Linked DNA regions of Mus musculus: regions 2, 3, 4 and 5 are each linked to region 1. The links are chromatin loops, found by intact Hi-C in ENCODE. Cell type or tissue: heart. All regions are shown on one strand. Region 1 holds the start of Zbtb37 (zinc finger and BTB domain containing 37). Region 2 holds the start of Rabgap1l (RAB GTPase activating protein 1-like). Region 3 holds the start of Klhl20 (kelch-like 20). Region 4 overlaps Rc3h1 (RING CCCH (C3H) domains 1). Region 5 holds the start of Cacybp (calcyclin binding protein).

The links. Hi-C counts contacts between places; a loop is a spot of excess contacts. Peaks named below come from ENCODE experiments on the same cell type or tissue, not always from the same donor. Only the 100,000 strongest peaks of a DNase experiment are listed, where the experiment ranks them.
Region 2: a loop joins it to region 1, with 5 times the contacts of the local background. A loop is called at or near these places in 5 of 42 quality-filtered maps.
Region 3: it touches region 1 in a loop (4-fold over the local background); 3 of 42 quality-filtered maps call a loop at or near these places.
Region 4: a loop joins it to region 1, with 2.0 times the contacts of the local background. A loop is called at or near these places in 6 of 42 quality-filtered maps.
Region 5: a loop joins it to region 1, with 5 times the contacts of the local background. A loop is called at or near these places in 3 of 42 quality-filtered maps.

The regions. Positions count from the first base shown.
Region 1 is chr1:161,033,099-161,038,098 of GRCm38, forward strand. It overlaps Zbtb37 (zinc finger and BTB domain containing 37), which reads right to left and starts at 1,751. Exons shown (of 5, transcript NM_001356489.1): 1 at 1,680-1,751; 2 at 990-1,186. Gas5 (growth arrest specific 5) reads left to right here and starts at 1,503. Exons shown (of 11, transcript NR_166052.1): 1 at 1,503-1,621; 2 at 2,654-2,706; 3 at 2,885-2,916; 4 at 3,110-3,146; 5 at 3,451-3,481; 6 at 3,722-3,754; 7 at 4,190-4,217; 8 at 4,407-4,449; 9 at 4,897-4,939. It overlaps Snord47 (small nucleolar RNA, C/D box 47), which reads left to right and starts at 4,994; the gene lies at 4,994-5,000. LOC115487643 (a small nucleolar RNA gene) reads left to right here and starts at 2,296; the gene lies at 2,296-2,375. It also overlaps LOC115487678, LOC115487638, LOC115487644, LOC115487677, LOC115487645 and a transcript of Dars2 not described here. In heart, no CTCF peak of the experiment used is centred here; a DNase peak (open chromatin) is centred at 1,893; H3K4me3 peaks cover 4,699 bases; H3K27ac peaks cover 3,981 bases.
Region 2 is chr1:160,789,941-160,794,940 of GRCm38, forward strand. Rabgap1l (RAB GTPase activating protein 1-like) reads right to left here and starts at 2,998. Exons shown (of 21, transcript NM_013862.5): 1 at 2,796-2,998. It overlaps Gm37083 (a long non-coding RNA gene), which reads left to right and starts at 1,955. Exons shown (of 3, transcript XR_003948752.1): 1 at 1,955-2,373. In heart, CTCF peaks have their summits at 190 and 906 (motif pointing left); a DNase peak (open chromatin) is centred at 3,021; H3K4me3 peaks cover 2,488 bases; H3K27ac peaks cover 2,403 bases.
Region 3 is chr1:161,128,912-161,133,911 of GRCm38, forward strand. Klhl20 (kelch-like 20) reads right to left here and starts at 2,568. Exons shown (of 12, transcript NM_001039482.1): 1 at 2,452-2,568; 2 at 1,478-1,541. The coding sequence starts at 1,485. In heart, a CTCF peak has its summit at 2,516; a DNase peak (open chromatin) is centred at 2,590; H3K4me3 peaks cover 2,069 bases; H3K27ac peaks cover 1,397 bases; H3K27me3 peaks cover 151 bases.
Region 4 is chr1:160,964,487-160,969,486 of GRCm38, forward strand. Rc3h1 (RING CCCH (C3H) domains 1) reads left to right here. Exons shown (of 20, transcript NM_001024952.2): 18 at 464-634; 19 at 1,187-1,302; 20 at 3,161-5,000. The coding sequence ends at 3,311. Among named protein-coding and RNA genes, the nearest start is that of Serpinc1, 12 kb to the right of the region's middle. In heart, no CTCF peak of the experiment used is centred here; no DNase peak of the experiment used is centred here.
Region 5 is chr1:160,210,943-160,215,942 of GRCm38, forward strand. It overlaps Cacybp (calcyclin binding protein), which reads right to left and starts at 1,950. Exons shown (of 6, transcript NM_009786.2): 1 at 1,705-1,950. The coding sequence starts at 1,725. In heart, a CTCF peak has its summit at 2,370 (motif pointing left); a DNase peak (open chromatin) is centred at 2,009; H3K4me3 peaks cover 3,267 bases; H3K27ac peaks cover 2,944 bases.

The sequences.
Region 1 (5,000 bases):
GAGCCTGGTACAAGGTATTTTAGATTTCACTGTAAAATGTAATTAACACACAAAAAAGTGACTGCTACACTGCGAAAAATTCAAGCTATGCCCATACTTTATTAGTAGACTATATAAAATAAAGACAGGAGTTCACTAAGAAGGGGCATCAAACACATACAGATTGGGTATAAAGTCTAATATCCTACATGAATGGTCGCTATTATCACTACTTTTCCCCATGAGACAGTGTCCCTCTATATAGCTCTGGATGCCCTATAACTTGCTCAGTAGACCAGACTAGCCTGGAACTTAGCGATCTACCTCCAGGAATGCTAGAATTAAGCCACCCACCAGATATTTGTTTTTGACAGGGTCTATGAAGCCCAGGCTATTCCTGGAACTCACTATGTAGACCATCTGGTTTCTAACTCAAAAAGAGCTGACTGCTTCTGCTGAGATTAAAGAATGCTCGTGTTAGAGGTGTTTGACTACCATGCCCGATTAGGCCCATATTTTTAAGCTTACCAGTTTGAGCTCCCACTTTTTGAATATGGGACTCTGAGGTGACTCTGAGAAACATTCCACAGCCCTGTCAGCATTCAATTCACATGCAGAGAATTTGTGGCCTAGTTGCCAGAGTTAGCAAAAACTAAGTAATACTTTTTCTCCCCAACAAACTTGAAACTTGGGTATTCCAAAGTGGTGATGCTACTTTGACTGGGAAAGTTGGTTTCCCACAGCTGCTGACAAAAATAAAGCCTGAAATTTCACACCACAAAGACTGCAATTGCATCAAATAGTCTTAATTAGTTGAGGGTAGTTCCAGTATACCACAAGGATTTAGGCTCACCGTGCATCCAATGTTTCTCTAAATTTATGAGACTACACAGCACACCAGGAAGTAGTCCGGACAAGCTCACTTTATCACCTCGCATTTACAATACACTTATTGAGTAAACAGGTAAGTGCAAACACGGCTTTCAAGACGCAACTTTAACCAATCTGACCTTTTTCCAAAGCGTTATTGTTTGTTTTGAAACTTTTAATCCATTAAGTGCCTCTGTCGATGCCATCACGAATTCAGATGTTTATTTTGGAGCCTACACCAGCGCCTTTTTTGTTTGCTCTTTCCAGCGATTCCCCAGTGAGGAGGAAGCCCCTGGAGTAAAGTCTTTCTCTAGCGTCGGCACTGAAGGGGCGAGAGCTGTAAAAGGGAGAATCGGGAACGCTGGGGTTGGCCAGTCGGGTACTGGGGAGGCCTCTATCAGTGTCAAGAAGCATGGGAAAAGGGGGACCTGGCTAAGCGAGGAGGTGGCACAGATGCCGGGAAGCTCGACAGGAGCAGAGCCCCGCGGCAAGGGAGTTGCGGGCGCACAGGTGAGGCGCGGGACCGGGAAGGGGGCGGCGCCCCGGGATCGGTCTAGGGCGGCGGAGGTTGCCGGGGCGGGGGTGTGTCTGGGTGTGGCCCCGGCGCGCGCGCGGGGTCCTGAGGGAGGGGCTCGCCAAGGGGGCGGGCCCGCGAGCTCGACAGCCCGGAGCCAAAGGGGCGGAAGGTCGCCGAGTGCTGGGAGGGGAGGTGGGGCAGCGACTGAGCGCCGCAGGAGCTGGCTGCAACCCAGACGCGGCCCGGGAGCGTCGGGTATGAGCTAACGGGGCGGGGGTGCGGGGAACGAGCCCAGTCAAGGAGCAGCACCTACCTCCGGGGGTGGAAATGGGCCGGAATGGGCCGGAACACCGTCCCGGAAGTGAAACCCCCCGCCCCCTCCTCCGGAGCGAGCGACGTGCCGGAAGGAAATCAGTCACCCTCACCCCGCCCCACCCCCAGCGCTTTCCTTGCAGGAGCCCCCTCCCCTCAGCCTGTACTCCTCAGGGAGGCGGAGGGCGGGCCTATCGTGCCCGCGGCAACTCCGCCCTCCGGGCTCTCGGGGGCGTGGCCAGAGGGAAAGTTTTGTGGGCCTGAAGAAGGTGGGGCTTGAGGAGGAGTCTGAGGGCGTGTGAGGGGCGGGGTTTAAGTGGACGCAGCAAGCAGCTTTGCGTCTTGACGTCACGAAGACCTTATATACTCGACTCAGCCGCCATCTCAGCCTTTCGGAGCTGTGCGGCATTCTGAGCAGGTATGCAATTTCCTGAGTATGTTATGGCTTCGGGCCTTGGAGGCTGAAGCACTGGAAGCTGGTGGGATTCCCGGCGCAGCCGGTGAGCTTAGTTCAGGGCACAAGCTGGAAACTTTAGGAGGTTGGTTCTGCGTGTATTTGTGACATAAAATAGCATTGGGTTTTGGTCTGGACACCAGACAAAGACGACTCAGCATGCGTGTTCATGCTATGATGAAGGCTATGTTGGTAGGGACAACTGAGCTTGTTGATGAATACCAACGATTCTGATGGCAGAGCATGCTGAGTCACCTCGTGCACGGTTCAACGGGGGTGGAATGCGAAGCCACGCGGTGTTTCTTTCGCGATCACCATGGGATGAAGGCTTTTGCTAGAGATTGCCAGCAGGCCTTAGTCACTAACAAAGAGGACGATTGCTCTTGGGAAGTACCTGGATTAGAGACTTATATGTAACTGCTGGATATGTGCAACTCAACAGTGCCTATGTGGACGGAGTTCTTTGTAAGACAGGTCCATTTTGTGGAAGTAGAACTACTAAAGATTAACATTTTTCTTAGGAATGGCAGTGTGGACCTCTGTGATGGGACATCTTGTGGGATCTCACAGCCAGGTAACTCAGTGGGGGAGGGGCATGACTAGAACATAATGACCACAAAGCCCATGATGGTATGAGAGTAGTGGACAGAAGGGATTTCTGAAAAACACTTTTCTGAGGCTTTAATTCAGCTACTGGAAAGGGTTTAGTTCCGTGAAGAAGGGGACTGACTGTTCACATCTCTTATTTCCAGTTCTGTGGCAAAGGAGGATGAAGGCTTACGAGGTGAGTACTGAATAGTAATGAGAAGTTAGGTTGAAAGGACAGTGCCACAATGATGACATCATATTTGCTACTCTTGACAGCTGGGGTGACGATAGCTTTAAACCACCATGATTATAACTGAGGCACACAAAATAATGATTTGGGGGCTACTTACAGAGTAAGCAGTTTTTACATAAAGATTCCCCCCCCCCAGGACTCGTCAGGAAGCTGGATAACAGAGCGAGCGCAATGTAAGCAATTTTGTGTGTGCATGTGGTCCCATTACAAGGAATACCCAATGGCAAATGAGCACTAAAGATCCCTCAACCCACACATTGAATGTATTGTTCCCTGAGAGCAATTGTAGATAGAGGAGTGGGTGGGAAGTCTGAAGTCAGGGCATTGTTTCTGCGTATCTGAGGAGGCTGGTTTTTGATATGTGGGAGCTAGTGGTCGTTAACGCATTTACCCCCTATTTGGTGGACTCTGGTTCCCCCATCTTAAGTGCTGAGTCAGGGGCCTAACCGGGCAGCTTTAACTATTTGTTTGTTGTAGGTGCTAGAATAGAAGACCAGAAAATGAAATGGTAAGTCAAACTAAAGGAATTGTAGATGCTAAACAGGCTTGGCTTTGTTGCACTCTGCCAAATACTGGCCACGTGTTCCATCCTGGTCATAGCTGAACACAGCCTGCATGATGACGAACAAATACTGACTACCTGAAGATCTTATTAGCTCTATCTGATGGTGGGCTTCCTTGACATTTATTGTGGGGCAAACTCAAATCTGTTGACTGCATTGAAAAGCTCTTTAATGTTTTTTTCTAGGTGGAGTTTGAGGCTGGATAGACAGTTTGAAAGGTAAGTATTGAAAAACACTTGAATTTGGGTCAGTACAAAGGGACATGCAGAGACTTTGAATCATCAAAACTCCAGCATGCATTGTCTTACGGATGTTTAGATAGGTGTGTTTTGGACAACACTCTGGGTTCTTGTAATGATGTTGATCAAATGTCTGAGCTGAAAATAACTTGTAGACAATTTTTAACACTGAAGAACCTTGTGGCAGGCAACTAAGAATAGTCGAATGATGTTTAGCATATTTGTAAGAGGTATTTTCTTTTAATTCTAGTTAACTGGTTGCATGCTTGTTCATTTGGCTGGCTTGCTTGGGTAAGAAGCCATTGGGGGCCTTGAATTCCCTCCAGTCATTTGCAGTATTTACTGCATAACATTTAGCTTTTGAACATGCATGTGCTACCATCAGTACTAAATGGTGCCTTAAATTTTTTTCAGGTACAAATAATGGTTTGAATAAAGAAAGGTAAGCATTGTAAGTTTGGTATTTACTATATGAATTAAGGTACTGTTAGTGATGATCAATAAAGTTAAACAGATGGGAATCTCTCTGAATAAGATTGAAGATTGATTGTTAAGCTGAAACAGTATTTAAGGACATCAGTAAATATACTTTACAAATACATATTTCTAAACGGAGTGTAATTTCTTACAGGTATTAATGGGTCACCTCAAGTGAAGGCACTGCAAACACAATGGTAAGTCTTTGAAATGTGCATGTATTAGTTACTTTCAACCCCTTCCAAACAAGCCGATACCATGATGATAACATAGTTCAGCAGACTTAACTCTGATGAACAATCATGTCTTTCGCTCCTATCTGATGTATCTGGCTGTAATGTTTTAAAGAGTTTTCCTTGAATAGTATTAGGAAATACAAGATAAGAGTCCCAAGTGATGAGGCCAAAGCCTGATGCTAAGGTGGCATGTGCTGTGCCACTGACTTAACCCAGTAGGACAATTTTATTGTGAAAAATACATAAGTTCCCTAGGGTATGACGATTGAAACTATAAATCTCAGGCCTCTTGGCAAGAGAATTGATGTGAGCCCATGGAGACTAGTGAAGACAACTGAACACTGAGAGAATAGTGTGAAATAAAATGAAGATAAGTAACTGCACTAATTATTTTTAATTTTCAAACAGATTGGTCATTCTGAATTTCCGGTCCTTCATTCTGAATTTCAAAGTAAGTCTGTCACTTGTTTTTGTACAGATTGTAATATAGCTTGTAACCAGTGATGTGATGA
Region 2 (5,000 bases), 240 kb before region 1:
CTCCTGAAGCCCTCATCTCCATACAACTTAAAGAATGGTGGCTGGGGGCTGGAGAGTTCGCTCAACAGTTAAGAGCACATGTTGCTCTTACAAAGGTCCAGGCACCCACATGGCAGTTCACAACCATCTTTAACTCCAGATACAGAGGATGTGATGCCGTCTTCTGACCTCCAGGGGCACCAAGAACACACACATGGTACACATGCATGCAGGCAAGGCACATAAACAATAAATAAATAATAATAAATTATCAAGAATTTTTAAAAAGAAAATGGTAGGCTGAAACAGACTCCCAGTTCTATACCGCCAGTGCAAGAACTTTATACACCTAACTGTTCCTTCCTTCAGAGTCAGTATGCAAATCTGTTAATCTCTCCCATATAATATTTGTACTTGGAACTACAGAATTTCCACTTTTCACTACTCCCCCAGACCTAAGACTTTCAGCCTCACTGCAGTATCTGAGAGTTCAAATAAATATACAGCAATTAAACCATGTCAAGTTTCAGGCAAAGCAAAGTTTTTCAAAAGTCACAAATTCAGAACTAATGAGCTGACAGAAATGAAAACTCTTGTTTCACTTGCTTAATAATACTTTGTAAGTCAATGACAAATATAGTTGGGCTTGGTTCATGTCCATAATCCTAATATGTATTTAGAAGGCTGAGGCAGAAGGCCTGCTATAAGTTTAAGGTCAGTGTGGGCTATATAGTAAGTTCAGGTCAGTCAGAGCTACCATATAAGACTCTGTCTCAAAAAATAAGTAAATAAGGCAAAGACAGCTCAGTGGTTTAAGAGCACTAGATGTTCCTTCAGAGGACCTGGTTTTAATTCTAGGACATACATGGCTGCTAACAACTGTCTGTAACTCCAGTTCCAGGGTATCTGATGCCCTCTTCTGGTCTCCTCTGGCACCAGGCACAGAGGGGGTGCACAGACTTGTGTGGAGATAAAACACATAAAATCAAATAAATCTTTAAAAAATAAATAAATACCCCAACAAAAATAATACAACTTTTCAAATATTTTTTAGAACACCCTAATGATATAAATCATGAGGGAATGATCAAACAAGCAAAAATTCTCAGAACAACACAAACATAATATACAGAACTTCCCATCCAATGTTTTAAAAAGAAGGAAAGAAAGAAAACTGCCATAGGTCTACAGCCATACCTTTTGCACTTGTTTGTATATTTGCTATTTTCCTCAATAATATTGGAGCTTCCTACCTTATTTGCAGCTTCCCAGAGCACAAATTAAGCTTTCCAACATGCTCACAGATAAGCCCTGAACAATCACATCTATTTCTCCCCAGGTGGTTTAGTATATTAAGAGTACATCTTGAACTAATTTAATATGGTCATCAATCTAACTCAAAGTCTTAGCTAGCTTCCCAAGAAGTACATTTTGTAGTAACATATACTATATTAAATTCATCTAGCCTTTCTCCTTTCAACCTCAGTGTCAGTTTCATATAGAGAACACAACTAAGACAATGAATCACAGGCCAATTTCCCTTTCCAGGCAGCTTGTAAACTAGTATTTTCCACGAATAGAATCCACTTCCAATTTGACTACAAACTTCATGTCTGTACCTCCTGATCACGATTACTGGACATTCTACAGAAGTGCAGCGGCTGCCAAATGTAAACACTACTACAAGAAAAGTCTTAAGGTTTTCAGGAAATTGTGTTCTCTGAATTGTGACAGTCAACTATCTACCTCTTCTCATACACAAGAAAATTTAGATGCATTAAAATCATCTAAACTGTCCATTGGAAAAAAAAATGCATGCTTTGACATCTGTTTCCAAACAGCACTAAGCAGGTCAAGCAAGCCCTTACCATTAAAGGTTAGCGGTTCATTTAATTTGCATACCATCGGTTCTGAAAAAACGATCGCCTAAATTCGAGTCTTTTTCTGATATAACCAACTCTGAGAAGTCCAAAAAGAATATATAAGCACCTGAACGAAACTGTCTTGAGACCACAAATGAACTTCTCAGTTCAGCCTTCCTTGCTCCTGGCCACCTCCCCAATGGCCAGTGGCCCCTTTCCACATGCTGACGCACTGCCCAGCCCTGCACCGTTGGCGATCCGAGCAAAGTACCAGCTCGGTCTCAGAAACTTTGACTCAGTTATCAGGACACGGAGGACAACATGCGCGTGGGTGTGGATGAGTGTCTGTCGGGGCCCACGCGGTCAACTTTGAAGCGGGGCATTCCTGGCAGGTAGAGATCTGCCCAAAAAACAGCCTATCCCAGACAGCAAAACCACAAGCATCGCCAGCAGGAACGGAGCAAAGTGCGCGGGGCGGAGGAAAGGGAAGAGCGAGGGAAGGACACGGGATCCAACCGACGCTTTCAAGTGGGTAAGAAAATAAACCTGTCCACACGCCCCCCCGGACTCGGGGTTGCTGGGACTGCGAGCCCAGCAGCAGCCACATCCCGGCCACCGCCGGCGGGGGCGGCGGCAATGTCAGGAGGGCACACTTGGAGGCGGCGGCCGCCCAAGCCACCACCCGGCCCCAGGTGAGGGGCGCCAACCCCGCCTCCCGCCCGGCCGCCCCACCGCGACGAGCCAGCCACACGGAGAACCCGGGTGTCCCGGAGGCGGCCGACGGTGCTGAGCCCGCCGGATGCCTTCCGCCCCGCTCCAGCATCCCGGTCCCGGGCCGGGCCTCGCACCCCGACCCTCTCTGAACCAGCCGGGTCCACCTCAAAACCCCCCGGAGCGCGGCTCCCAGCCGTCAGGCCGCCCTCGAGCCCCCCTCGAAGGCCGCTTTCACCTCACCTCACGTCTCCGCGGCCGTGCCGGAACAACAACTCTGTCAGACGCCCGAGTCCCACCCGCCGCCCAGAGCTCTGCGGCCGGGCCCGTCCCGTTCACTCCGCCGCGGCCGAAGCCCAGGGAGGGCGGAGGGAACGGGGCGGAGGGAGCGGGCTGGGGAGGGGAGAGGACCGCACGGCAGGAAGAGGCGAGGGAGGGGGCGGACTGAGGAGGAGGCGGTCGGCGGGAGCGCGCGCGCCCGGCCCCTCGGCGCGGCGTGCGCGCTCCCGAGGGCGGAGGTGCCTTCTCTGCCTAAGTCGGCGGCGCGCGCGCGCGTCCACAGGCTCGCTTGACTCGGCTTGGCCCCCCCAACCCTGAAAGCGCGGAGTACAAACCTGAGCAGAGGGCAGAGGGCGAGCTAGGAGAGCGGAGGCACGCGAGGACCTCCTCCAGCACGCGTGCTGGTGCCTGGCAATCATCCCCAGCACTGACTGAGTTCTAAGTCCCTTTTGGGGAGATTCTTTCTTAACAAACCTGTTTTACATATTTCCATTCCGTGAGGCCAGTAAGTCACCTCGGAGGACTAACTTTTCCACCGGGACTCTTTGTCCTTTGAAGGTGCTTGGAGGCATCCCCCTTCATTGATTCTTCCAGACTCAGACTACATAGGAAAGCGCTAACCCAACGGTAAAGGCATCCCGGGTCTCACCTTTTAGCCTTTCAGAGAGTAGATTTTGGAGGACAGATAAACTAAAGTATTTACTTTCTGCCACAAATATTGTACTAATTTTTGAACTGTGAATTTTTTCCTTTCTAGATCAAGCAGCCAGAAAAGACCTGTACATTCCTTGAATCTCATAAGAACTTTTTTTCTCAGGTTTATGGCACAAATATGTGTACCCTTAATCTGTGAAATATTTTAGAGATTCTAGAGGGACCTGTTCACCCATTTCTGTGCCTTTCATGATGAATCCTACCTGGCTTATAGAAAGTATCCGTTCAGTAAATATTACTGTTTGAATTGAATGTGTCCAGAGATTGGACCTCTAGAGTAGCTTCTTGAGTTGAAAGTTCTCTTTTCTTATAACACTTCAATTGGTCTGTCATTATTGTCCACCCAGATCCAAAAGCTACCCTGTAACATTTGTCAAAGGACCTTCAAACCCAAGTTTCTTTTCTCCTTTTTCTTAATGTTAATGCCTACAGATGCTGTGTCATAGCAAAAGTGTTCCAACTCATTCGGGTTTCCCCTCCGTGTTAGGTCCTTCCCAGAAGGTATTTTTGTTAAGCTCTGTACCCTGAGTAGACCTCCTAACCAGAACCTGACTCAATGCTTTAAGTTTGATACCTAATAAAGTTAGGATCTAATTAACACAAATCATCTGTTGACTTCCACGTTTGCAGAGTCTCATTGTAAATATACGAGAAGTAGATACTGAGCCAGGCTCTATGAGAAAATCAGCACACGAAAAGGCCATACATAGCATTTGCCTTCAGGTATCTTCTAAACAAAGCGAAGTTATTTGACAAAGGGGACAATGAAGGCTAGGACTTAGCTCACTTTCTCCTGTTTACCAGGAGGCCAGGCCTAAGAAGGGTGTGACTTCACGTGAAAGCCGGACTTCTCACTTCAGTTAACCTAATCTAGATCACCCCTCACAGGCACGCCTGGACGCTTGTCTCCCAGATAATCCTATATCCTGTCAAACTGACAATATTAAACACTGAACACAGCCAGGCACATCTTGTGTGTGGAGGAGAATGAAAAGGAGTTTTTCCTCACACTAGCTGCTGAGATGGGTGGGTTTAGTTAACGAAGCCACCACCTCTACAGTGAAGGAAGCTGACCCGAAGGCGAAGCTGACACATTATGAAAGAGTTCAAAATAAGCCAGAAGTCATCCTCTAGATTTAGTCATTTCCCTGAGTCAAGATGTTTTCTTAGTTACTTAGGATTTTTAAAATGAATTTAGATTTTTATTATTTGCAGTCAAGTCTGAATTTTTCAATACATATTATGGAAGGAAGAATCATATGACTCTCCCACAGATATTGTTTTAATGACATGAATAGATTCTGTACTTGATAAAATTTTAGAAGGTCCTCATAGGGATTTGTCTACTACCCAGAACCCTTCCCAGACTGGGTTATTTATGTAATGTCTGAGAACTCATCACTGCACTTAAAAAATTAGTTTAAATTCTGTGCTTTATTTAAATCAGCTTGCCCT
Region 3 (5,000 bases), 96 kb after region 1:
TCTGCCTTTTTGCATAGTAGTTTTTTGTTACCCATAATCATTAAGTGTGAAATTTTGTGAGCTTACTATAAATGTAATACCCTGTACAATAGAGAGGTCAAACTATATTATACAAAACTTTTTTAAAAATAAAATTTAATTTAAAAATATTAAGTTATTATTTTAGCAATTACATAAGATTTATTTACATTTATGGCGACCGAGGATGAGACAAAAACTGGTGGTTTTTATAATCATGCTAGAAAAAGAAGTGGTGAAGCACTTAATATATGTGTGGTTAGTTTCTTCTAGTATGTTAAAATCTAATATTTTCTTACTATAGGGTCATGAGTACTTCCTAATGCTGTATCATGGGCACACACAGCAGCAAAGTGAACAGGACAAGAGAAAGCACAACAGTTCAAAGCCACTTGATGTATCAATAACAAATCTGAAAAGGACATCGATTCTCACTCTTTACTTGAACTTCATCTTGAGATCTTGCTGCCGCTGCCTGTAAGGTGCTGGGATTTACAGGTTTGCAAGGCCACGTCCAGCCTTCCTCCTAGTCCTAAGTCCTGTCCTTATTATGATGGGATGCCTCTTTTCTATGAGGGTCTCTGTGTTGTTTATCTTTGATGTTAAGTGACATGTGACAAAATAAGTTTGTAACCATAATACAAGTCTAAACAATGAATAAATACAACTGACTTGTTTCAATAAAGATTCTAGTACAATTTCTTAAGACAGATTGAGAAAAGGCATTAGTAAATTCTGGAGGAAGGCAGACTGGCACTACATACTTTTCTATTTTTCTACATCTATTTTAGTCTTTAAGCTTTACTGTAATGCAGCTATTTTAGTAAGCATATTGATGAACCCCAGTAAAATAATCAAACCATAACTGGGAATGCAGTACAGCATCTTACAAATACTACTTTTCCTTGGCAACAGACTCCTCTATATTGTACAGGGTATTACATTTATAGTAAGCTCACAAAATTTCACACTTAATGATTATGGATAACAAAAAACTACTATGCAAAAAGGCAGATTTAAATATTAAGAACCAGAAAATCCAAACTCTTTAGAAATCTAACTCCTACATATAAAATATAAAGCTGTAGTAGGGTATGGTGGTGCACACCTTTTAATTCAGCACTTGGGAGATACTGGCAGGTGGATCTCGGATTTTGAGGGCAGTTTGGTCTACATAGCACGTTCCAAGACAGCTAGGACTGCATAATAGTTCTTGTTTCAAAGCAAACAAACGAGCAAAGAAACCCAAAAATCCCTAGACAACACAAAACAACACAACCAAATAAACGAAGTTGCTATTTTCTGACATTACTAGTTTCGATTTACTTGAAACAAGAACGATTAATTCCAAGCAGGATTTGTTAAGGTTTGTGAATAAATAATCGTAAACGATGCACTGTTAGTAGAAGCTTAATTTCAATCACTGAAATCAATGTTTCATATTCTTAAAAAGGCTTACCTGCGCATTGGCTTTCCTTCCCTGCACCATGAAAAGTATCCTTCACCGTGTTCTAAAGCCGTACCTTCAACAAGAGAGAAGTAGTAGCTTACTAAAAACTGTTCGAGTTCTCCAGCAACTTGTATAATCACTTCACTCATTTCGTCTGTAATCAGGAATCTTACATCCTAATGTAATCTTTGCGTAGATGCGCAATCATAATGTAATGCCTTTAAGAGGACTATCACTAACTAAAGATGCTAAGGTGACAGATTATATGTGAATGTGAGGGTGACTGGGAAAGCAGTCAGGATCAAAATAGTCATGATCGCTAGTTGGTGTTTTCTGCTCAAGAAGCACCTGGGGAGTTTTTTGATTTTTTAACTTCACCATCAAGTATATTTGCAGAGTAATCACTTGATACCAGCAGCAGTACTAATTTAGTGACTCGGATAGGAAAAGCATTGTTTTAGCACTGAATCCGAAGGTTGTTAACTTATTCTGAAGTGACAAGCAGGCCGGAGGCGGTTGCCTTTAAAAACAACTCCACTTCCGACCAGCCCAGCCCGGGCAGCTTGAACAAGGGCAGGGAAAGTAGTTCTAGACTACAACTCTCCCAAGCTCTCGTCTTAGTCGCCGAAATATTGTTCACCGCCAGGATCTTGCTGGCTTCCAGAGAGAAAATGGGAGGCAGAGTGCTCGCTCCCTTAGAATTCCAAGTGAAGCTGTCCAGGATGCGGAGTCCTGCGTCCCCAGCAAGCATTGCACAGCCTTGCCCTGGCTTCAAGACACCTCGGGCAGCCAGCAGCAGCGCAGCCTGGAGCCCTGAAAGGCCCGACCGAGGAACCCTACCGTCCCTTAGAGGCACGACTGACAGGCAGCCTAGAAAGCACTGCCCTGACCCCGCCGGGCAGTTCGGCAAGTTGAGCTCATAGATCTGCAAAGCGAGACCTAGGGCTCTGTTCTCCATCCCGTGCTCTAGAGCTCTGACTTACTGGCTTTGACACTTTTCTCTCTGCGGCACCCTCTCTGCCTTCTCCGCCCTCTCTGCCTCCACCTCTGGAGCCGCTAGCGCAGGCAGGATGCGGCTCCTGCAGCGATTTCCTTTCCCTGCACCCGCCCAGATCCAGAAACAGGAAGCGGTCCGATGGCTAAATCCTTCCCACGGAACTGCACGTGTTCGGGCAAGTAGTTCCGTCATGGCTCCGGAAGTAGCTGTGCCTTTCGCTGAGCGTTTCCCAGGACTGGTACCATTAGTCGATCTGACTTTTACAATATACTTAGAGAGCAACCAAATAAAATATGTATGAGGTGAGGGTTTCATTTTTGAGTATATAACTAAAAGTCTGTTGCTGATGTATTGAAAACTATACAAGGCTATTATTAACCAAAATTTCTTTAGCTGAACTTTATTTGACATCTATAGACTCTGTGCAGTTGTTTTTGATAGGAAATATACCTCATATTAATAAACTTGTAGTGGGAATGATTGGTCTTTAAATTCAACTTCTAATTCTAGTTCTATGATACACTTTGTCATTTGGCCAAGTTTTTTCTTCATATGTACCAGTGATATATAAGTAAATAATATATGTACTAGTAACAGCTATGGATACCCCATTTATTATCAAATACTTAGCATATAACATTGTGTATTAGTTTATCAGTTCTAGTATCTCTCTTATTGAAGGATTTATTACCATTTTTCCAAATGGTGGTAGCATTATGTTTCAGATAGTGCCATTCCAGTCGGTACCAAAGCGTTATGTAACTTACAAAAGGGTAAGGGTATCTACGGAGCATAGCCTGTAAGGGTTAGAGCCACAACTTGATGCCGTGTACAATGGTTCTAGATTCTGGCCACAATTATATTATATCTTCCTCCAGAAAGGTTCAAGGATTCTCGTTGGTCCATATTATTGGTACTTTCAACTTTAATTTTTTGCCAATCTGATGGGTATAAAATAGTTTAGATGTACATTTTTCTGATCCATTGAAATGGCATCTTATATGTGCACCTCTCAGGTTTCTTTTGTGTAGATTGTCTAAAAGTCATCTTCAAAGTGACTCAGATTCTTCCAAAATATGAGTCATGATTTTAATTCTTTATAGCTATACAGTTCTATAGCAAGGGAGTTATAAAAACATTAAGGAATGCTAGTAACTAAAATGGGCTTTTAAGCCAGGGTGAAAGTAATATTTCCTATTCTTAACCCATTGATTCCTTCTTAACCTACTACCCACTGTAAGCTGGCTTGTGCTTCAACTACTCTGTTTCTTTTTAAAGGGGAGGAGTTCAGTGTGAATCAGCTCTTCATATTTATGCCAATTAACAAAGTATACATAAAAATAAACATATGAAAAAACTGGCATTTCCAATTATTATAGAACTCCTACAATCCCATAGGCGTCCTCTTAGGGATCCTAAATTTCTAGTTGAAAATATACTTAGAACTGGTTTTATAATGTGTGAGTCTGGGGCAATAAACAATACTCTGGGGGCCAATGAGCTTAACTTTTAGACATTTGATGAGAAATAGTGTCCTATTTGTCATGTTTAAAGGACATAGAATCCAAGGCTTAGTTGTAAACAAGACCCATGAGACTCTTGGTTTTGTCAAATCTTCATTTCTGAGGAAATAGACATTATAAAATTAAAACACAAGTTGTGTGGTTGCTTAATTACAATATCAGTATATCTGAAAGTGATGTACAGGATTTGCATTAAGAAAATATGTAGCAGGGAATCCATATCTGGTCTCAGTGATCAGGGAAAATATGGTTGGCAGCACTTAAGATATTCCTTGGTGTTCTTTGTCCCCAGTAATTGGTACCTTATGCATGTAGCCATCTCCTTTTTTGCCATTGTGATTATTATAATGTATTAAAAGGATGGGGTGTGGTTCTTCAACATGATGTTGTTTGGACGTTCCAGTCACCAGAATGAGATCAACAAACTTCTTTTCTTTATAAAGTATATAGTCGTAGCTATTTTGTTATCACAACACATAGGTTTCTATGATGGAGAAACAGAAGATCTTTGTCCTGGTGCTAACTTCATGATCTCAAGCAAATGCTTTATTCTAACTTCAGTTTTCTTACCTATATGTTGATATTTCACTCCTTGCAACTTTCTGAGTCAAGAGTTATTTGTAGAGGTGGGGGAAGATAACTCAATTTTTAAAATGTTCGTCTTGTATGTGTGGAGCCCTGGTTTCAATCCCCAGCAAACTCCTGTCGGAAGTTCTGAGGTTGTGTTGTGTAACAGAACTTTTCCTGGGAAGATGTAACACACATTATCTAATTACCCTAGATAGGGAACTCATAACAGACCATAGTATGGGTACCACCCAAAGTCCAACTTGGTGAACCAATGAATTTTATTGGGATTACTTTCAGGAATATGGGTAAAGGTTACTCACAGGAGCAGAAATGACAGCTGCACCACCAAAATCTACACCATTGTGTAGTGCATGAGTGACAGCTCACAAATTTGGGAACCTAGAACACACTGCACAACCTGTTTGGAGAGTATCCTTTCCTA
Region 4 (5,000 bases), 69 kb before region 1:
TAATTGATTTCTCTTTGAAATAGGAAAAAAGATTAAATTATTTTTGGTGCTGGAAATATGTCTTACCATTCTTGCAGAGGATACAAGTTTGGTTCCTGTCTTACAACTGCCTATAACTCAAGCTCCTGGGGATCCAGCTCTCCTTCTGGCAGCCATAGGCATCTGCATTTCTGTTTAATGTGTACATCGCAACATTCACACACGCCATCTCTGTCTCTGTCTCTGTCTCTCTCTCTCGAAAATAAAACACATCTTTTAAAACTCACTCTCCCTTAAAAATAAAATACATCTTTTAAAATTAAAACCATGTTTCTCAAGTGCTATTAAGACAAAATGTGTTTATAGTTGGGTTATTTTTACTGCAAACTTGTGGCTAGTTTAGTGGTAAAATACTTTGGGTAAAGTGTTTTCTATGTGGCATGAGGTGCGCTGAATTATGTGTGTGCTTGGCTTTGTGCACTAGGCTGTTAGTAACCGGCTGGTGTTACAGAGGGAGGTGAACACCCTGGCAAGCCAGCCACAGCCCCCTCAGCTGCCTCCAAAATGGCCTGGAATGATCTCAAGTGAGCAGCTCAGCTTGGAACTGCATCAGGTGGAAAGAGAAATTGGGAAGAGGACCCGGGAATTGAGTATGGTGAGTGCTGAAGGTGGGGAAGGTGGAATGAACTCTGTGACTCTAGAGCTGATTCCAGGTACCTTGAGGAATAAGTAATATTTAGGGTGATTCTAATAAAGATGAGTTGTCATCTGGTGGTATTATTATTTTAGGTTTGTCCTTTGTCAAAGACTTTGGGGAAAACAAGGGAATTAATTAGAAATTTTAAAGTTTCTGTTTAATGTACTCATTAGGGAAGCAGATGGGATGGTTGCTCTTTTGGACTCTGTAATATTAAGATATGTTTACACAATAAAATGTTACTTTTCATGGTCTTTTATAGAAGAGATATATAGTCTGTACACTGTTCTCTGTACTGCTTTTTCATGCTAGTTTGCAGCATTTTCAAAAGGTAGTGAGAAAAGGTGGGTTGTACTGTATACTTTAGTGTATACTCTCTCATCTACCTGTTTTTTATTGTTAATTCTTAGTGAAGTAGGAATGACTTTTTGTTTTTTTAATCCGTGTTGTGTGAATTTGGTCTAACCCATTACACCACAGATTACGGACTTTATTTCCTCTTCTTTTAAGGAGAACCAGTGTTCTGTAGACATGAAAAGCAAACTGGGTACAAGCAAGCAAGCAGAAAATGGCCAGCCCGAGCCCCAAAACAAGATCCGCACTGAGGACCTTACATTGACATTCAGGTAAAGAAAGGAACAGGAACACTTCTATAGACTTTAACCAGAGAGAGAGATAACTATCATCCTACCGTACACAAAGTATGAATGTTTTGATTCTTAAAAGATCTATTTTTTAAAAAAATAAGAAAATATGAATATATTCATTGGGTTTTTTTCAAGACAGGATTTCTCTATTCAGCCCTGGCTATCTTGGAACTCGCTCTGTAGACCTGGCTGGCCTTTAATTCAAGGCATATATCACCACTGCTCAGCAGGAGAAAAGAATATATTTTTACTAAATCTAGAATTAAAATTTTACTTTAGGAGTTAGAGTAGGATATAGCTACGGGCACTGGAGAGGCTGAGGTAGGAAAAGAGGAATTTGAGGTTAGTCTGGGCTACAAAGTGAGACTATCAAAACACGTGTATACACAAAACTTAGCACTTTACTGGGGCTCAGTACATTTTCTGATTACATTTTCTTCTCATTGCTTTAAGTGTGGTCTTATGCTTTTGACTTATAAAACATAATATATAGCTCATTTAATCATTTTTTAAAAATGATTAAAAGCCAACCTACTGCCCATTTTATTGCTACTGTTTTTGTTTCATTTTCATGCTGACTATTGAGCTCAGACCCTCACAAATTAGCACATATTTTTTACCACTAAGCTGTATTCCAGGGTTATGTTCCCCCCTTTCAGTTATGTACAAAACACTTAAATTTGCTAGTGTTGTAGGGTTAGATTAGGGTTTGTTGGTCGTTTGAGACAGGGTGGGATTAGGCCATCCACAGTCAACGTTTTTATTTGATCTCTCCCATAATACAGTATTTAATTCATTTGTATATCCTTATTTATTCTCTTTGGCATATTTGAAGATTTGAATCCTTAGTCCTGTGTTGATCTCTTGATTACCTAGAACAAGAATTTATAATATAACCTGACATGGTGGTACATGCCTTTATTCATAGCACTTACTGTTTGAGTTTGAGGTTAGCCTGGTCTATGTTGTGAGTTTCAGGATAGCCAGGACTATGTAGAAATATCCTATCTCAAAAATTAAAAAAATCAAACAGAAAAGAATTCTAATTGTCCTGTTGCTGTCTTCTTGGGTTTTGGCTTGTTTGTTTGTTTGTTTGTTTGTTTTTTGAGACAGGGTTTCTCTGAGTAGCCCTGGTTGTCCTAGAACTCACTCTGTAGACCAGGCTGGCCTCGAACTCAGAAATTCGCCTGCCTCTGCCTCCCAAGTGCTGGGATCAAAGGTGTGCGCCACCATGCCCAGTGACTATTTTGAATCTATACGCTTGCCTAGGTTCAAAATAAAGTTGGTAAATAGGAGGTTGGCACTTTTTCTTAAATTCCAGCCAGCAAATATTTTAAGCTACGGGTCTTTTGGGATGTTAGGGGCTGTAGGGGGGAGGAGTCTCACTACCTGTCCCTTCCTCCCAAGTGCTTGTCTCTACCATGCCTGTTTGTTTTAACTCTTAGTTCAGTTTTCTAATATGTATATGCAGGTTGTGTTCTGCTATAACCTATACGTATAGAGTAGGAAGCTTGTCAGTTTTAGTTTATCATCTATGCTACAGTGTGGATGAGGAGTTAGAATCAATATTTGGAAGCTATTTATGTAGTTATTTTTATTTTGGCTGTTTGAGACAGTCTCATTGTGTAGCTAGCCTTGGTTGGCCTGGAACCAATCTAACCTAAAACTGATAAAGACCAGCTGCTTCTGCCTTCTGCTTGAACTAAAGGCATGTGCTCTACTCCAGCCTCATGTTTTTCTACAGTGCTAAATAATAAGCCCTATTGATTGGATTTTATTTAGAGTAATTGCTTTTCTCTTTCTATAAATTCCAACTATTTTTTCATGTAATTTACAGTGATGTACCAAATGGATCAGCCTTGACACAAGAGAATCTCAGCCTCCTATCAAACAAGACCAGCTCTTTGAATCTGTCAGAAGACTCTGAGGGAGGAGGAGATAACAATGATTCCCAGAGATCAGGAGTTGTTTCCAATTCTGCTCCCTAGAATATGGGCACCTGCTTCTACCTTCTGCTCCTAATCAGTTCATGGGGCATAGGGATAGAAAAATGGATAACTTCTAAACTTTTTCTCTGAGTGGTCAGTGAAGTCCAGGAAAAGCACCGGAGGCAATGTGCACAAACACCACTACTAAACAAACCTGCACATAGTTCACATTGATGCATTTTTTTAATTTTAAGAAAAAAAAATTAGCAGTATCTGCAAGCAATTCAGATTAAATTTGTTTTTGTTCTGTGAATGAACTTTATTTTAATAACTTTGGACGCCTTGGATCCGGGGCTTTAAAAAAAAAGAAGATATTATATATACACTCTGTTTGATTAATTGTATGATCTTAATGAAGTAGGTTTTTCTTGTATTTTGGTATTATTACATACCCAGTGTATAATTCCTTTTCCCCAGTCCTTTCCAACTCTCACAACCCTGTAAACTAAAATAGACAAAAATGCACCGTTTCCAAGAATTCTGTGGTAATAGATTGGGTTATTAGAAACTGTGCAGCAAACTAATTTTATTAGAGCTATTCTTTAACCCCAGCCCTGTTTCTGGATCACTAGCTCTGTGGATAGATACTTGTTTTTTACAACATTAAAAGTTTATTTGAGTGGATATGGTTTTAGTTTCAACTTTTCAGAGATGTCAACATGCAGTTGATTGTTTGAGCCACATTTTGGTGTCAAGCATTCCTTGCATTATCTCCTTAAAATCTGAAAGCCTATTTAGTGTTTACAATGTTTAGTTAGATTTAAATGAAGATTATTTTATTTTAAGAATGAACTCTGAATTGGATATAATGGCTCATTCCTGTAATCCCTGGCCTCAAGATGTTGAGGCAGGAAAAAACAGAATAAGAAGAAAAGAAATGAACTTCAGCTTGTTAATAGTGAAAATAGGCATTTCCTGTTCTCCTATGTGGAGCTCATGTTGGAAAATTCGAGCTGTGTTTACAAATTAAACTTGTCTTGAAACCCTAGAATAGAAAAACCAGGACAGTGAACCATACTCTAAAGCTGGGAGCCGGCTCAGCAGAAGAGCACCGGCTGCTCTCCCGGGTTCTTGGCAGCACCTGCAGGGTGTCTCCCAGTTCCACTTTCAGGGACATGACACCCTTTTCTGGCCCTTGTGGACACCAGACACAATGAAGAAAATTTTTTAATTAAAATAAAACTTAACACTCGATAGGAGCTTCAGTAAACAAGGACATATTATTTCAATGGAATTTTTGTTTTCCTTTCAAAAGCGTTAAAGATTTGGCAGATAGAAACTGACTGAGTCTTCAGGGTAGTTCATGCTTTGGTCACTTGTCAGTAATCAGAATTACTAGAATAACTATAAATAACTTGAAGTGAGTTTTTATAGACCTGGCTTTCTGACATTAAAAATGTTTATGAAAAAGTTGAAGAGTGAGGAAGAATTTTTATTTAGTTCTGCTGCACATATTCTAATGCTAACCACTGTTTGCTTAATTTACTAAGCCCCTCTAAAATGAGTTCAGCAAGGCAATGTTTCGTAGAATCACTCCATCCCTCTGATTGCCTGACGTCAGTTTCCCTTTCTAGATGATGCTACAAAACAAGAAAGCACTGGTTATGTAATAAGTTACTGCATTGCTTTGGTTGGGTAAAAGCAAACGTTTATATTTTTCTTATTTCTATTTCCTGAACCCTTAACTCT
Region 5 (5,000 bases), 820 kb before region 1:
TGTTTTCTATACATAAACATTTATCTCCCTTTGAATCTGTTTCCCAGTTGTTAAATAGGGGCTCGGTCTGGCCTGGTGGCACATGCCTTTAGTTCTGCCACTCTGGAGGCAAGTGTATCTCAAAGACCAAGTGAGGGGTACTCAGTGAGACCTACTCCCACCCAACTGCTCAAAATGGAAGAACCCAACTCTCCTCCACAAAGACATGGAATTGGACACCAGGTACACACACAAATAGATGCACACAGCTATGAAGATGCATAGCCAATGCATGAGGTGGTACTACACCCTCATGTGGATGTTAGCATATGAACAAAAACCACCCAATAAAATAACAAATGTTAGTGAATGTGTGGAGAAATGGCACCTTTTGTGCAATTCTTGTGGAAACGGTAGCTTCCTAAGACTTTCCCTATTATTTGGCAATTACACGGACTAAAAACATGCCCACAAAACAAAACTTGTTTACAAGAAATCACAATCGGCAAGATGGAGAAACAGAAGAGTAGGAATTCCATCTGTACAATGGGACAGTATTCAACCACCCAAAGGAATGCCATACTGATACCACGACTGAACTAGAAAATCCTAAGGCTCCAGCCTAAGTAGATGGAGCACCTACAATGGATTTCTATTTAAGGAAACGAAAATAGTCTGCAACTAGGTAACACTGATGGTTGTACGACAGAAAAAGTTGAATTTCACATCTTAATATGATTGAATAAGGTGAATTTTAATCTCAGAAGAAAAACATGCCCCTATATGCATAGCTCCAAGTCTAAAGTCCCTTCTCTTTTGGAGACAATTAATGCTGCACAACTGTTAAGCCACCCTCTCCACTCTCCCAGTGAGCACGTGGTGCCTGCCTATCTTGTCGCAAGATACCCAGATGAATACTTTAACTTCCTAATTTTTATGTGTTTAAAGCCCATGATTTCTAAGTGAGGGAGAAGTTTCCGAAAAGCAAATCTTAACAGCCAATGTTTCTGTGAAAACAATATGTCAATCACATAAAACCTGTATTGGCCAAAACCCGGCAATTCAATTACTCTTGCTATGGAGACCTCGAGGATCCAAAAAGTCAAGTCATTCACATTCATTTTTTACAAATCTAAAAACACACGCCAGGCAATTTCCTAGTCGTACCTACTGCTCAATTCCCAGTAACTTTTTAAAAATTGCTTTTATACATAAAGACTGGGGGTATACCGGAACGGTAGAGAGCTTGCCTAGCGTGTGTAAGGCCTGCAGGTCCGCCACTGGCACTGCTAAATAAAAACTGAAACCATAAGCACTGTCCAGGGCGTTTAGAAATAATACAGAGAATGTATGTATAACCACCTATAAAATGAAAGCGGTGACCATGACTAGTCATGCGGGCATGGGAATTCCTTCCCATGGCCCCCGGCCCGGAGCTCAGAGCTTTGCAGGAAGGTTTCTGATCCCTGGCCAGGAACCGGGAGCCGAGAAGACCTCAGGCAATGGAGAGAGGGGACCGCCACCCGCGAGCCTACCACGAACCGCGCCAAAAATTGGGATCCAGACACACCCCCGACCTTCCAGCCGCGGCCGGGACACTCAGGCCCAGGCAGGCGGCGGCGTAGAGGCCGCGGGCCCGCGACGGGGGCAGAGCCGAGGACATCAGCCCCGGGAAAGCAGCCGCCGCCCGGCGGCGCGAGCCGGTGGGTCCAGGCCGACCCCTACCTCTTCCAAAACGGAAGCCATGCCGTCGCGCGTCAGACCCGAGGCCGGAGCTGCAGCGGTGCACCGAAGCAGACAGGAAAAGCCGAACACGCCACCCACGAGCGTCGCAGCGCCGGCAGCGAGCTCCACAGACCCGGCGCGACACGGCGGCCCGCCCTCCGCACGAGACGGCTCTGGAACCTTCGCAAGGCTCCACCGGAGCCTCCCAAGGCCCCGCCCCTCCGAGTCTAGTCCCGCCCCCAGGCTGGTTGCCTAGCAACGCTCAATTCTCGCGAGCGATCGAATGCTCAGGAGGCGTCCAGCCACTTCCTTCCGCCCCAGCGATTGAGACGTCGTTCCGCGCCGGCAGAACCGGGCTGCGCAGTCGCAGCTCGCAACCGCGGCCAGACCTAGCCCCGGAACTAACCTTCAAAGGTTTGGGGACCCGATAGGAAGTGTCTCGAGAAGGGCTGCTTCCGCTGGTGCGATGCGGAGTTGCCAGGCCGCCATCTTGTCTTCGGCAGCTCTGAGGTATCGGGAAAGAACAAAGGAGCGCCCCCAAAGAAGCACAACTACCATCAAAAAAGGACGGATTTGTTAAGGGAGGAAGGCTCCTAAGTAGAACAATGGCTTTAAGTGGGCCTTGGGTTTCTGGAGGCGTCCTGCGTCTAGCACCGTTGACGTGGCGCCATCTCGTGGGACTGTAGGAAGGTTGCACGGGCTTCCTGACTGGCTCTGGGCGCCGTGGTGGAAAGCGGCACGGTTTCAAGTGGCCGAACGCTCCATTCTCCCTTGCCTATATGAGCTCTTGATACGAAGTTTTCCACTGCCTTCGCTCTTTACTAGCGGTTTATTTTGTATTTTCAGCAGGGTTTGGATTGAGTGAATTTCCACGTAAAATGTGGAGGAATTCTTAGGACTTTGGGTTGCAGCAGCCCGGATTAGTAAACCCCCAGCGTAAAACCGTTTTTCAAATTATCTTAATTATGACAGCATAGAGACGTCCATAACACCCAGTAAACCGAGACAGAAAACAAACAGTACCCATTGGGAGGTAGAGCAATCTGCTGTCAGCTTACAGATGCTTAGGGGAGTTACTAGCATCAGCAAGTCAAGGAAAATGCTGCTACACTACACTTTATATTAATGTAACATTAAGGCATGCAACCTGTACGAACTTCTCACACAAACTTGCACAAAATGACAAGTTAGACAGGGATGTATGTCGTGTATAGTTGCAACTTAAATAAAAGTCTCAAACCACCAGTCCCATGGCCTATAGTGATAAAAATAAAAACAATCCTTTTCTGGAGTGGACAATGACAGAAAGGTGCCACCCTTTGAAGTTTATGAAAAGGTGAAATAAAAAGGAGGAGGACATGGCTACTTCTAAAGTATGGAGAAGATTTTTTTTATTATTTTTAATTTTTTTTTGTAGCTATAAGGAAGACAGGCAGAGGGAAGGGTCCAGGTCGAACATGACTGTTAGACTAAATACAACATAAGAGCAAGAGGGGCCTTGAACCTGTAAGAGTCCATGAATGGTCTAAGAATCATACCCTAGGCTCAAACAGTATGTAAACGCACAGAGTGTTTTATTCTGCAGAAGTCCAGCGGTGCTGGAGTCTCCCATTACCAGAAATAAAGAGTCAACCAAGTGAGCTTGAAGGCCTGATTTAATGCATGTTAGGAGATTCCATTTATTCCCTAGGGGATGACCTCTAACCCCATTTCTATCGACATTCCATTACTCGGGCATGGAGACTAAAAACTGTTGCTGAAGAAGTCTGGAAACTGGTGCCGACCCATTGTCCTTGCCTCAGGCCAGGTGGTGAGGCAGCTTCTGCGGACTGGCCTTACCCAGTCAAACGGTCAATTTAAAGCCTGTCATGGAGTCAGCCTAACCTTCTCAGACCAAGAGAGGCTGACTCAAACAAGAGACCTAAGTAGCAAAAATGGTTGAGTTATATAGGGACTGGTTTTGGCACAAGACACCCCAAGTCCAAATTCTCAACACAAAGATTTATTTCCTCTAGTGGGACAAGCAACAGATAGAGGCCTAGGAGAAGCAGAAAGGAGCAAGGTAGAGAGTGAAGGGCTATTTGTCCTAGAGGGACAAAGGACTGTCTCTGATTAAGAGAGGAGTCCAGGTTGGGAGAGAACAAAGGAGCATCCCCAAAGAAGCACAATTACAATAAAAAAAAAAAAAGAACAGATTTGTTAAGGGAGGAACACTGGCTTTTAAGTGGGTATTGGGTTTCTGGAGACATCCTGCTTTTAGCACCTTTGACTTGGCACCATCTCCTGGGACTGTTAGAAAGGTATCAACTGGCCCTTAGGCAGTTTATAAAAGTCAAATGCCCTGTTAGGATGAGGTGTTTCATTTTAATTGGTCATGTTTATTAGGGTGGGAAAGGGGGGCTTTTTGTTGCTGGATTTAAATACTTTGATAGCTGGACCTTGATAGCCTCAGGAAATGTTCAAAAATGGAACAGACCTTGGTGGCTGACTTTAAAAATGTGATCTAAAGGTTTTCAGTGGGCAGAGGGTATAGGGGAAAAGAGCAAGGCCTGCCAGAGCCACGTGTGCCATGCTCATGCTGGCTAGAGTCCCTTCAGGGATCAAACTGGAAGAAGGGAAACAGAAGCCCAGACTCCAGGAAAGGGAGAGGTTTAGGGTAGAGGGTTGGGTGAGGAGTGCTGGGAGGACTCACAGACACTGAGACCTAGATTTCTTAGAAACCTAACAGTATTATTATTTGATTTGGGTATAGGTTACAGTGGTATGAGCTGTAAGTATAACATTTGTGTGGTTTGGTAGTTTATACCTAAGGCCTACGAGGGAGCTTTTCAAGGTGACAAGTGTTACTATTGTGGAGATCCCATCAGAGATGACTACTCTGATGCAGTTTATAGCCAATTGAAAGTCTTTAGTCCAGCTGGGCCTACACTTGGGTATTTAGGATCCTAGTGTAGCACTGCGTGTTTGTAGTAAGGGAGGCAAAAACCATGTCGTGGTAGCTCAGAAGTTGCAAGGGGAAGTTTTGTGCAAGCTAGCATTTTAACAAAAGCTAAGTGGTGTTAGCTGGAAGGGAAGGTTTACACAAGCAGCTGGTTTACCAGAAGCTAAGAAAAGTTAGTTGGGGCATTTTGACCTTGGATTTCTAGAACAGTGTTGGGTAATCTATGGGATTTTCCATCAAGATAATCAAATTCTAATTAAACCTAAATTGACCTCAGCAAGAATGCAAGATGGAGGAACCTTTATACTATGTTGCCTTGTCATGTTACTAGTGGGCTAATGGAAATATACAAAGA